Regions from separate parts of the Homo sapiens genome. Here region 2 is linked to region 1. A link is an interaction called in ENCODE POLR2A ChIA-PET data of the cell type or tissue named here. Cell type or tissue: OCI-LY7. All regions are shown on one strand.

Region 1 (5,000 bases):
AAGCAATTGTGAATGGGAGTTCACTCATGATTTGGCTCTCTGTTTGTCTGTTATTGGTGTATAAGAATGCTTGTGATTTTTGCACATTGATTTTGTATCCTGAGACTTTGCTGAAGTTGCTTATCAACTTAAGGAGATTTTGGACTGAGACAATGGGGTTTTCTAGATATACAATCATGTCATCTGCAAACAGGGACAATTTGACTTCCAACTATCACAAGGACAAAAAACCAAACACTGCATGTTCTCACTCATAGGTGGGAATTGAACAATGAGAACACATGGACACAGGAAGGGGAACATCACACACTGGAGCCTGTTGTGGGGTGGGTGGAGGAGGGAGGGAGAGCATTAGGAGATATACCTAATGTTAAATGACGAGTTAATGGGTGCAGCACACCTACATGGCACATATATACATATGTAACAAACCTGCACGTTGTGCACATGTACCATAAAACTTAAAGTATAATAAAAAAAAAAGAAAAACTTTAGCTGAATTAAATTTAAAGGACTTTAATTGAGCAATAAACAATTTGCAAATTGGGCAGCTCCCAGAATCACAGCAGATTCAGAAAGACTCCAGCATAGTCATGTGGTGGAGAAGATTTATGGACAGCAAAAGGAAAGTGACATACAGAAAACACAAGTGAGGTACAGCAACAACTGGATTGGTTACAGCTTGGCATTTGCCACATTTGAACATAATTTGAAGAGTTGGCAGCATTTGATTGGCCAAAACTCAGAGAGTGGCACAGGTGTGAGCTATGGTTTACACATCCACTTGTTATAGTTCACAATGTACAGAAAAGTCTTTAAGCTGAACTCAAATATGTAAGGAGGTGGGTTTAGGCTAAACTAGATTTAACAGACAATTAATGTGAATTCACTGTCAGGTAAATAATATGTCTATTTCATTTGATTATATTTCTTGAGATTTATTTTGTTCCTATGTTTTGGAAATATGTCTCTCTTTCTTCATTTTTCTTCACTCTTTGTGTAGGTAACTGCACATGCAAAACAAACAGCCACCTCTCCCTATCTTTACATACTGGTCTCATAGAGAATATCATCATCAATTAGCCCATTCAGAGATTCTCCGAGCTGCTCAAACTTTCCTGTTAATCTAAAACACTGCTTATTAGTTCTTAGTGGCTACCAGAAGTTTATAGTATACTGGCTGTCATTATTGATATGAGACAAGCAAGATAAAAATAAGTCCCTTGGACAGTGATAGGATAGCGGAAATGTTGGATATGTGGTCCAACTCATTCCCTCCCTAGAGAGAAACGGAGAACTGAGTTTTATTTCTTCTGTCTCTGTGTTGAGTCAAAGGAGGAGCTATGATAACTACATACATCTATTTCAAACTCCCATCTTTATTCTCAGTGATCCCCAGGCATCTAGAGTATGCTGGGTGTCATCAGTGCTGCAAGATCAGGGACATAGAAGCCAGTCCTTTGACAAGACTCCAGAAAAGTTTGAACATTAAATGTGTAATTCAAGCCTTTTTCAATACAGGCTGAAGCTAGGATCTATGCGATTTCTCTCAATTGTACGATGCTGTTTCAAGGGTATGAATTATGGAAAGGAGGTGTCGTGAATTTTTCTACCAGCTTTGATACAACTTGTTTCATAACCTAACTAGTTTCTGGATTTTTCACGAAATGTATTTGTACTTTCATTTTTGTTAAATCAGTGTGTCCATGGGAGGGAAAAACAGTACAATCCTTCCTATTCTGACACTGATATCTCTCCCAGCAAACTACAACTTTTGAGCAGACACGTAACAACGATCAAAAGTCCTAATATCTTGTGTAAATTTGGAGGCAGTTTTTAAATGTATGTAATTTCCCAAAAATAACGCTTTAATGAGAACAAAATCACATTCTTATATTTTTGCTTAGAGATGAGCAAGGAAAGATGTTAGTAGAACCGTAATATAAAGAATGCAGAGTGCTAAAATATTATGTATAGGTTGGGAGGATAAAATGCACACATATTAAGCTGCTTGATTTTGGGAGTTCAGAGATCTTTCTCTGTATTCTCTAGGCTTTCATCAGCTAAACAGAATTATCTAAATGTGTACTGATTATTAATAAGATTATTATTGGCCAAAGGGGAAGAAAAAAAGTATTAAAATATTTTGTATACCTTTCTTCAGTTAGGAGTTCTAGATTGTCAGCTCCATAAAGACACAGTTTTTCTTTGTATCCAGTGTTCTCAAAGCTGCAACTAACCTTACACATGATGGCACTCAATAGTTGTTTTAATAAATGAACGAATAAACACAATTACTATAAAATTAATTGGGTGTCCTCTCTGTGCATATAATTGAAGTAACCGAGAGAGAAACATGATGACATTTCAGCCATTGCATATGAGTTCCACTTCCACTTTCAATTTTAGCTAAATATATATTAGCCTCAAAACACATTTTTTAATAATGGTTTAGAGTAAAGCATAACATTAGATATCAAGTGATATATCAAGCTATGGTTTTAAGGATGTATTCTTAGGTCTTTTGAGTAAAAATTAAAGAAATCAAATATGCTGAATGGCAAAATAAAATTATTTTACCATTTCTACTAAAAACGGATTCTGCATATATCCTATTCAAGAAATGCTAAATTAGATTTGAAACCGAAGTTAAATGGGAAAAGCAGTTTCTCATTAAATTAAATGTAAATTGAACACTATAATAATATAATACTTCGTGGTGTTGGTACAGAGATTTCTGTAAGAAAATCCTATTATGCACATAATGCTTAAGAATGCAATACATGAAAGTCCTGCCTTTTAAGCAACAGCATGTAGAACTAAAACCTATAAAGACACCCATCAGTATTCATCATAAGATAAATAATCTATATTGTTCTGAAGGAAAAATTTAAATTATTAAATGATGTACCTTTTTTCTTGCCACATATTTGAGAAAAGGAATACAAAAAATTTCCACTGCTATACAACACTCTCTTTATATATTTTCACTTTCTTTAAAAAATGAAGATAATAACATGCAAACATTTCTAAACTATTGATGTCATAAAGGAAATCTGAATATAAACTTTATTATACTCACTTTTTGGCATGGTAGTATATTCTGATTTAAAAAGATATATTAGTACAGATACATTTTAAAATTAGTGGCAACACTTACCATCTGGTAAGAATGGAAATCACATTTTTTTTTTTTTTTGAGACAGAGTCCTATTGCCCAGGCTGGAGTGCAGTGGCGCAATCTTGCCTCACTGCAACCTCTGCCTCCCAGGTTCAAATGATTCTCTTGCCTCAGCCTCCTGAGTTACTGGGATTACAGGTGCCTGCCACCACACCCAGCTAATTTTTGAATTTTAAGTAGAGATGGGGTTTCACCACGTTGGCCAGGCTGGTCTCAAACTCCTGACCTCGTGATCCACCTGCCTTGCCCTCCCAAAGTGCTGGGATTACAGGCGTGAGCCACCGTCCCCAGCCTGGAGCTCACTTTTTTATTGTATACTTAGGTTATGTGAAAGTGACAAGCCAACTCTTGGAAACAGGAGCTGAAGAAAGCTGAACAAACTTTATAAATACTCTTTTCTTTTTTGGAGACAGAGTCTCGCTCTGTGGCCCAGGCTAGAGTGCAGTGGCGTGATCTCGGCTTACTGCAAGCTCCGCCTCCCGGGTTCACGCCATTCTCCTGCCTCAGCCTCCCGAGTAGCTGGGACTACAGGCGCCCACCACCACGCCTGGCTAATTTTTTTTGTATTTTTAGTAGAGACAGGGTTTCACTGTGTTAGCCAGGACGGTCTCAATCTCCTGACCTCGTGATCTGCCTGCCTCGGCCTCCCAAGTGCTGGGATTACAGGCGTGAGCCACCGTGCCCGGCCTATAAATACTCTTAAACATTTAAATATGTTGTAACCAAATTTCCTAAAGCACTAACTTTAATATAAGCAATATATTCACAAACCATTAAATTAGATATGATAATAAATGATTACTTTGTATGTTTCTAGTAAAAGGTACAATTTTTCTTTTTTTATTATACTTTAAGTTCTAGGGTACATGTGCACAACCTGCAGGTATCTTACATAGATATACATGTGCCATGTTGGTTTGCTGCACCCATCAACTTGTCATTTACATTAGGTATTTTTCCTAACACTATCCCTCCCTCAGCCCCCCACCCCCCATCACGCCCTGGTATGTGATGCTCCCCTCCCTGTGTCCATGTGTTCCCATTGTTCAACTCCCACTTATGAGTGAAAACATGCAGTGTTTGGTTTTCTGTCCTTGTGACATTTTCCTGAGAATGATGGTTTCCAGCTCCATCCATGTCCCTGCAAAGGACATGAACTCATCCTTTTTTATGGCTGCATAGTAGTCCATGCTGTATATGTGCCACATTTTCTTTATCTGGTCTATTATTGGTGGGAATTGGGGTTGGTTCCAAGTCTTTGCTATTGTGAATAGTGCCGCAGTAAACATAACGTGTGCGTGTGTCTTTATAGTAGCATGATTTATAATCCTTTGAGTATATACCCAGTAATGGGATCGCTGGGTCAAATGGGATTTCTAGTTCTAGATCCTTGAGGAAGTGCCACACTGTCTTCCACAATGGTTGAACTAATTTACACTCTCACCAACAGTGTAAAAGCGTTCCTATTTCTCCACATCCTCTCCGGCATCTGTTGTTTCCTTTTTAATGATTGCCATTCTAACTGGCATGAGATGGTATCTGATTGTGGTTTTGATTTGCATTTCTCTGATGACCAGTGATGATGAGCATTTTTTCACATGTCTGTTGGCTGCATAAATGTCTTCTTTTGAGAAGTGTCTGTTCATATCCTTTGCCCAATTTTTGATGGGTTTTTTTGTTTTTCTCTTGTAAATTTGTTTAAGTCCTTTGTAGATTCTGGATATTAACCCTTTGTCAGATGGATAGACTGCAAAATTTTTCTCCCATTCTGTAGGTTGCCTGTTCACTCTGATGATAGTTTCTTTTGCTGTGCAGAAGC
Region 2 (5,000 bases), 100 kb after region 1:
TTAGCCCTAGGGGAATTGTGGGACCTGAACTCAGCAGGGTGGTTTGACCCATCCAGAGCACCCGTTGGTCTACTGGCTTCTCTCAGGACCCCAGCCTAGCCACGCCTTCTTACAGGGTAGCCTCAGATGCCCTGGGGGCATGCATGACAGCTTCTGTGCTGGTAGACTATGCTTGACTGGCAGAAAGCTCCAGCAGGGTAGCCCCCACTGCCACGCACCAGCCTACCCACTCCCTCCCCACACTGAAGCTTTCCCTGGGCCCATGGCAAAGCCCCACATTGCTTTACTGGTGCATGAATGCACAGGTGAGGTTTGCCTTCCTTGTCCTGCCAGCGCACATGTGTGTGTGTGCACTCTGACCTGCCACTACTGTGATGGGAATGCACTCACCCATTCTCCTCCAACCAGACCACTATTGCAGTCAGAGCCTTGGTGGGCACAGAGCCAGTCAGCCCTGCACCCACCAGTACCCCACCCTTGTGCCAACACTGCTGCAAGAGTGAAACTGGGCACAAAGGGCAGCCAACCCTCCCCTCTCCTGAGCGACCACGCCTACCTGTGGCAAAAAGAGAAAACACACAGAAGCGTGCTTCCCACTGTCCTACCCCTGTAGTAACACCACAACCAGTGTGACTGCATGAGCTGTTGCCAGCAGGTGACCTCTGCCCTGCTAAGCTATGCTGCCTCCACCACTGTAGAAAATGCCCTCATGGAGGCAGGCACTCTGGTACCTGCTAACACCCTGCTGCACCTGGCTAACATGCACCCCACTGCAAGTTTCTAATGATTTGCTTTAGTGAGTCATACAAAATAATTTCATCCTTTTTTCCATAGCCAATAATTATATATCATGTTTTAATATACTAAAACCTGGAAGTCACCTCTGGGTTGACCATTTAAGTTTGATAGAGAAAGCCATTCTTGTATATTTCCATGAGTACTCAGACTTATCACTCAGAAAAACATTTTGGAGATGTCAGTAAAACTGATACTTGTTGATTGGGCACCCATAATTCCTCCTTATACATTCCCAAAAAGTATATGTTTTAGCAGAAGTTAGAGACAGATCATTACACATTTGATTCTCTTTCATTTATGCAGTATACAAGGCAAGACATTTAAACATATACACATTTACTTTTGCAAATATTAATTTACTGAGGAACTGAGCAAATGGTAGAAAGTATTGTTACCTAGAGCAAAATGTCTTGAAGATCACCATGACCAATTCTTTCAAAGCACCACATTTAATTACAAATCATAAACAGTGATAAAATATGACCACTTTTACATAGATAATATATTATAATTTTAAAACTTTTTATTATATGCCACTCTAGAAACTTAGTTCCCTAAGCTCTCCTCTCCAAAAACATTCAGTGAATCTTTCAAGTCAAATCAACCATCTTTGCAGGGACATGGATGAAGCTGGAAACCATCATTCTCAGCAAACTAAGACAAGAACAGAAAACTAAACACCGCATGTTCTCACTCCTAAGTGGGAGCTGAACAATGAGAACGCATGGACACAGGGAGGGGAATATCACACACCGGGGCCTGTTGGTGGGTGGGGGTCTGGGGGAGGGATATAGCATTAGGAGAAATACCTAATGCAGGTGACAGGTTGATGGGTGCAGCAAACCACCATGGCACATGTATACCTATGTAACAAAACTGCACGTTTTGCACTAGTACCTTAGCACTTAAAATAAAATTTAAAAAAAATTAAAAAAGAAAGAAAATAAATAAAAAGTAAGACTGAGTGTTTTAGTTATCACCTTTGAAATTAGTTTGTTTTCAATACTAGTGATAAAAACTTGAGGGCAAATCTGATTGTGAAAATATTAGGAAAAGCACTAAAATATCTTTAGGCAACTTAACAACTGTTTGAAATGTTAATGACAACCCCTTCTGTTACCTTGGAATTCATTCTTACTTAATTCCACATCCAGATATATAAAGCAACCATCTGTGAGCACAGAAATATCGAACTAGAATGATGTAAACTGTGAAAATAGCATTATTCTCTATTCTTTGCTTTAATTTTTTTGTAGATGTTGGGGAAAAAGTGCAATCTTACCTATTTCTATAAAAATAGCATGTTAACATGTTAGTAGACTACACATTAACACTGATGATAGAATTCTTTCTATTTCTACACTATCTTTCTGTAAAAATCTCAAAAAACACTGATACCTTAGGGGTTGCTGATATTTTTGTGAGGTGACTATGTGATGCCTATTTATCTTAAACTTTGATATTGATTCATAATGTTTTATGTCTCTGAAGACCTTGAGTGATACTGACAAGTTTATGAATAAGGAAGTGAATAATGCAGCTTGCTTTTATTAGCTAATTGGGGAATTCTTAATCAACATTATTACTTGTATTAGTACAAACATTACTCACTTGAAATACATTCTAAATAAATTTGAAACATTATTAAATTTATCTTAACATTCCATTTCTTACTGATATTTTAGAGTTTTTGGCATTGACCAACACCTTCAATATCTTATTAAGAGGCAGAGGAGGTGATATCACAAGTTTCGAGTTGGACCAATGTGGTCTTGAATCTCATTCTAAAAATACTTGATTTAGATCCAATTGTCATTTTGTCCAAAGTAATTTTTGGATCTTGATATGGTTGGGATCTGTGTCTCCACTCAAATCTCAGGCTGAAATATAATCCCCAGTGTTGGAGGTGGGGCCTGGTGGGAGGTGGTTGGATCATAGGGACAGAGTTGTCATAAATGGTTTAGCATCATCCCTCCTTGGTACTGTATAGTGAATTCTCAAAAGAGCTAGTTGTTTAAAACTGTGTAGCACCTCTCCCCTGTCTTTCTTCCTCCTGCTCCGGCCATGTAAGACATGCCTGTTTCTCTTTCACCTTCCACCATGATTGTAAGTTTCCTGAGGACTCCCCAGAGACAGAAGCTGTTATACTTCTTGTACAGGCTGCAGAACCATCAGCCAATTAAACCTGTTTTCCTTATAAATTATCCAGTCTCAGGTATTTCTTTGTAGCAATGCAAGAACGGACTAATACAGACCTTTAGTTAAGGTTCTCCAGTTTTCTCTAACTCTGGTTATCACTCTGTCTCTGTATCTCACTCTGTCTCTCTTTCTTTTTCAATATATATTTATCTAATATTTGAATATATATCTATTTATCTATCTATAAATATATATTGAGGGATTGAGAGAGAGGAAGAGAGAGAGGGATATTCAAAAAGTTCAATAAAAATATATGTATATGAAAAATTATGCATGTTATTTTGTGCAACAAAATAAATTTGTTATTACTTTCTGAATAGGATCTAGTTTGAGGCACTAAGAAGAATAAGACACTAGTTTGAAAAGATCCCTTATGAGAGAAATGAAAATTACTAAAATTAAAGCAACAAATATTAAACTTATGGTGACGTTAAGGGGAAGAATGGTAATATCATTGCAGCTGTGTGAAAACTTGATGCAGACCATGCTCCAAGGAAATCAACAGTTTACAAATACATAACTTCTTTTAAGAAGAAATGAGATGATGTTGAATATGAAACCTGAAGCAGGTTTCATAATCTACATCTCAAATTCATCTACATGAATTTGCGAGAAAAAAATTAATCTTGTTTGTGCGCTAGTTGAAGAGGACTAATGATTAACAGCAGAAACAATAGCCAACATCATAGACATTTAAATCGGTTCAGCTTACACAGGCAAGACTGAAAAATTTAAGTTGAGCAAAGCTTCCACTCAATAGGTGCCAAAACCATTGTGCCCAGAGGAGCTGTAGACAAAAGCAGAGGTTTCAACGAAAATTTTAAAAGTGGGATCAACATCCTAAAGCATTTCTTGGAATAATTGTAACAGGAGATGTAACAGCTTTAACAGTGTGATCAGGAGATAAAGCCCAATCATTGTCAGCAATGGCTACCTAGAAGTGGAGATGGTCCGGTCAAAGCAAAAGTAGACCAGTCCAGAGTAAATGGTCATGGCAATCATTTTGATGGATGCTCAAGGCATTTTACTTGTCTTTCTTCAGGGCTAAAGAATATAACATCTGTTTATTATGATAATAATTTGAGAAAGTCAGTCAAAGTTTTAGCAGAAAACTGCCTGGAAAAGATTCACTAGAGTCTTCAACATGACCAGCCTGCTTCTCATTCCTCTCATCAAACAAGGGCAATTTTGCAGAGTTTTGATGGAAAATAATTAGGCATCCACTTTACATTCCTGATTTGGCTCTTTCTGAATTCATAGGCATCCACTTTACATTCCTGATTTGGCTCTTTCTGAATTCATTGTTTTCTAATCTTAAAAAAATATTTAAAGGGCATTCATTTTTCTTCAGTTAATGTAAAAAGACTGCATTGACATGATTAAATTCCCAGAACCCTCAGTTCTTTAAGGATGGACTAAATGGCTGGCATCATTACATACAAAAGTGTTTTGAATGTGATGGAGCTAATGTTGAGAGATGAAACACATTTTTAGTTTTATCTTTTAATTCTATTTTTCATAAAATTTTTGGAGTCATACATATATAAAATCTTGTCACATTTCCATAGCTTTGACTTGTTAGGCACAATGTGCCTAGATATGGATTTAGATAGTTTATTACTTTTACTTAAGGCACAGCAGGCAGCATCAGTTTTTTGCTTGCATTGATTCTCCTAGCTGCCAAGTTCCATTCAGGCAAGGCAGAGACAGACTTGGGCTCACCATGGGTTTTTGTCAAAGCCAAGGATCACCCAGTTTAGGAAACCCTGAACCTTATAAAAGGGCTTCTGGAAAACGTGCCTATCCTCTTTCTGGAGAGAAGCATTATCTTTACTACCCTAGATTTTAAGCAAAATTTGACAGAGAAAGGGAAAGATCTTTATGAATACTACCCCTAAATATATCTAGAAATTGAATTGTTATCTATCTGGAATTTAAGTGAATCTGAACAAATAATTATTAATTTATAGACATGAACAAACATAAGAGATTCATGGGGAATT

What was found. ChIA-PET counts read pairs that join two places held together with the same protein. Peaks named below come from ENCODE experiments on the same cell type or tissue, not always from the same donor. Only the 100,000 strongest peaks of a DNase experiment are listed, where the experiment ranks them.
Region 2: POLR2A ChIA-PET joins it to region 1 with 6 read pairs; 2 of 35 experiments call an interaction of 5 or more read pairs at or near these places.

The regions. Positions count from the first base shown.
Region 1 is chr14:42,275,723-42,280,722 of GRCh38, forward strand. No RefSeq gene overlaps it. Among named protein-coding and RNA genes, the nearest start is that of LRFN5, 670 kb to the left of the region's middle. In OCI-LY7, CTCF peaks have their summits at 2,250 and 2,453; a DNase peak (open chromatin) is centred at 2,319; H3K4me3 peaks cover 690 bases; H3K27ac peaks cover 663 bases.
Region 2 is chr14:42,378,871-42,383,870 of GRCh38, forward strand. No RefSeq gene overlaps it. Among named protein-coding and RNA genes, the nearest start is that of LRFN5, 770 kb to the left of the region's middle. RefSeq lists enhancers at 1-329, 330-873. In OCI-LY7, no CTCF peak of the experiment used is centred here; no DNase peak of the experiment used is centred here.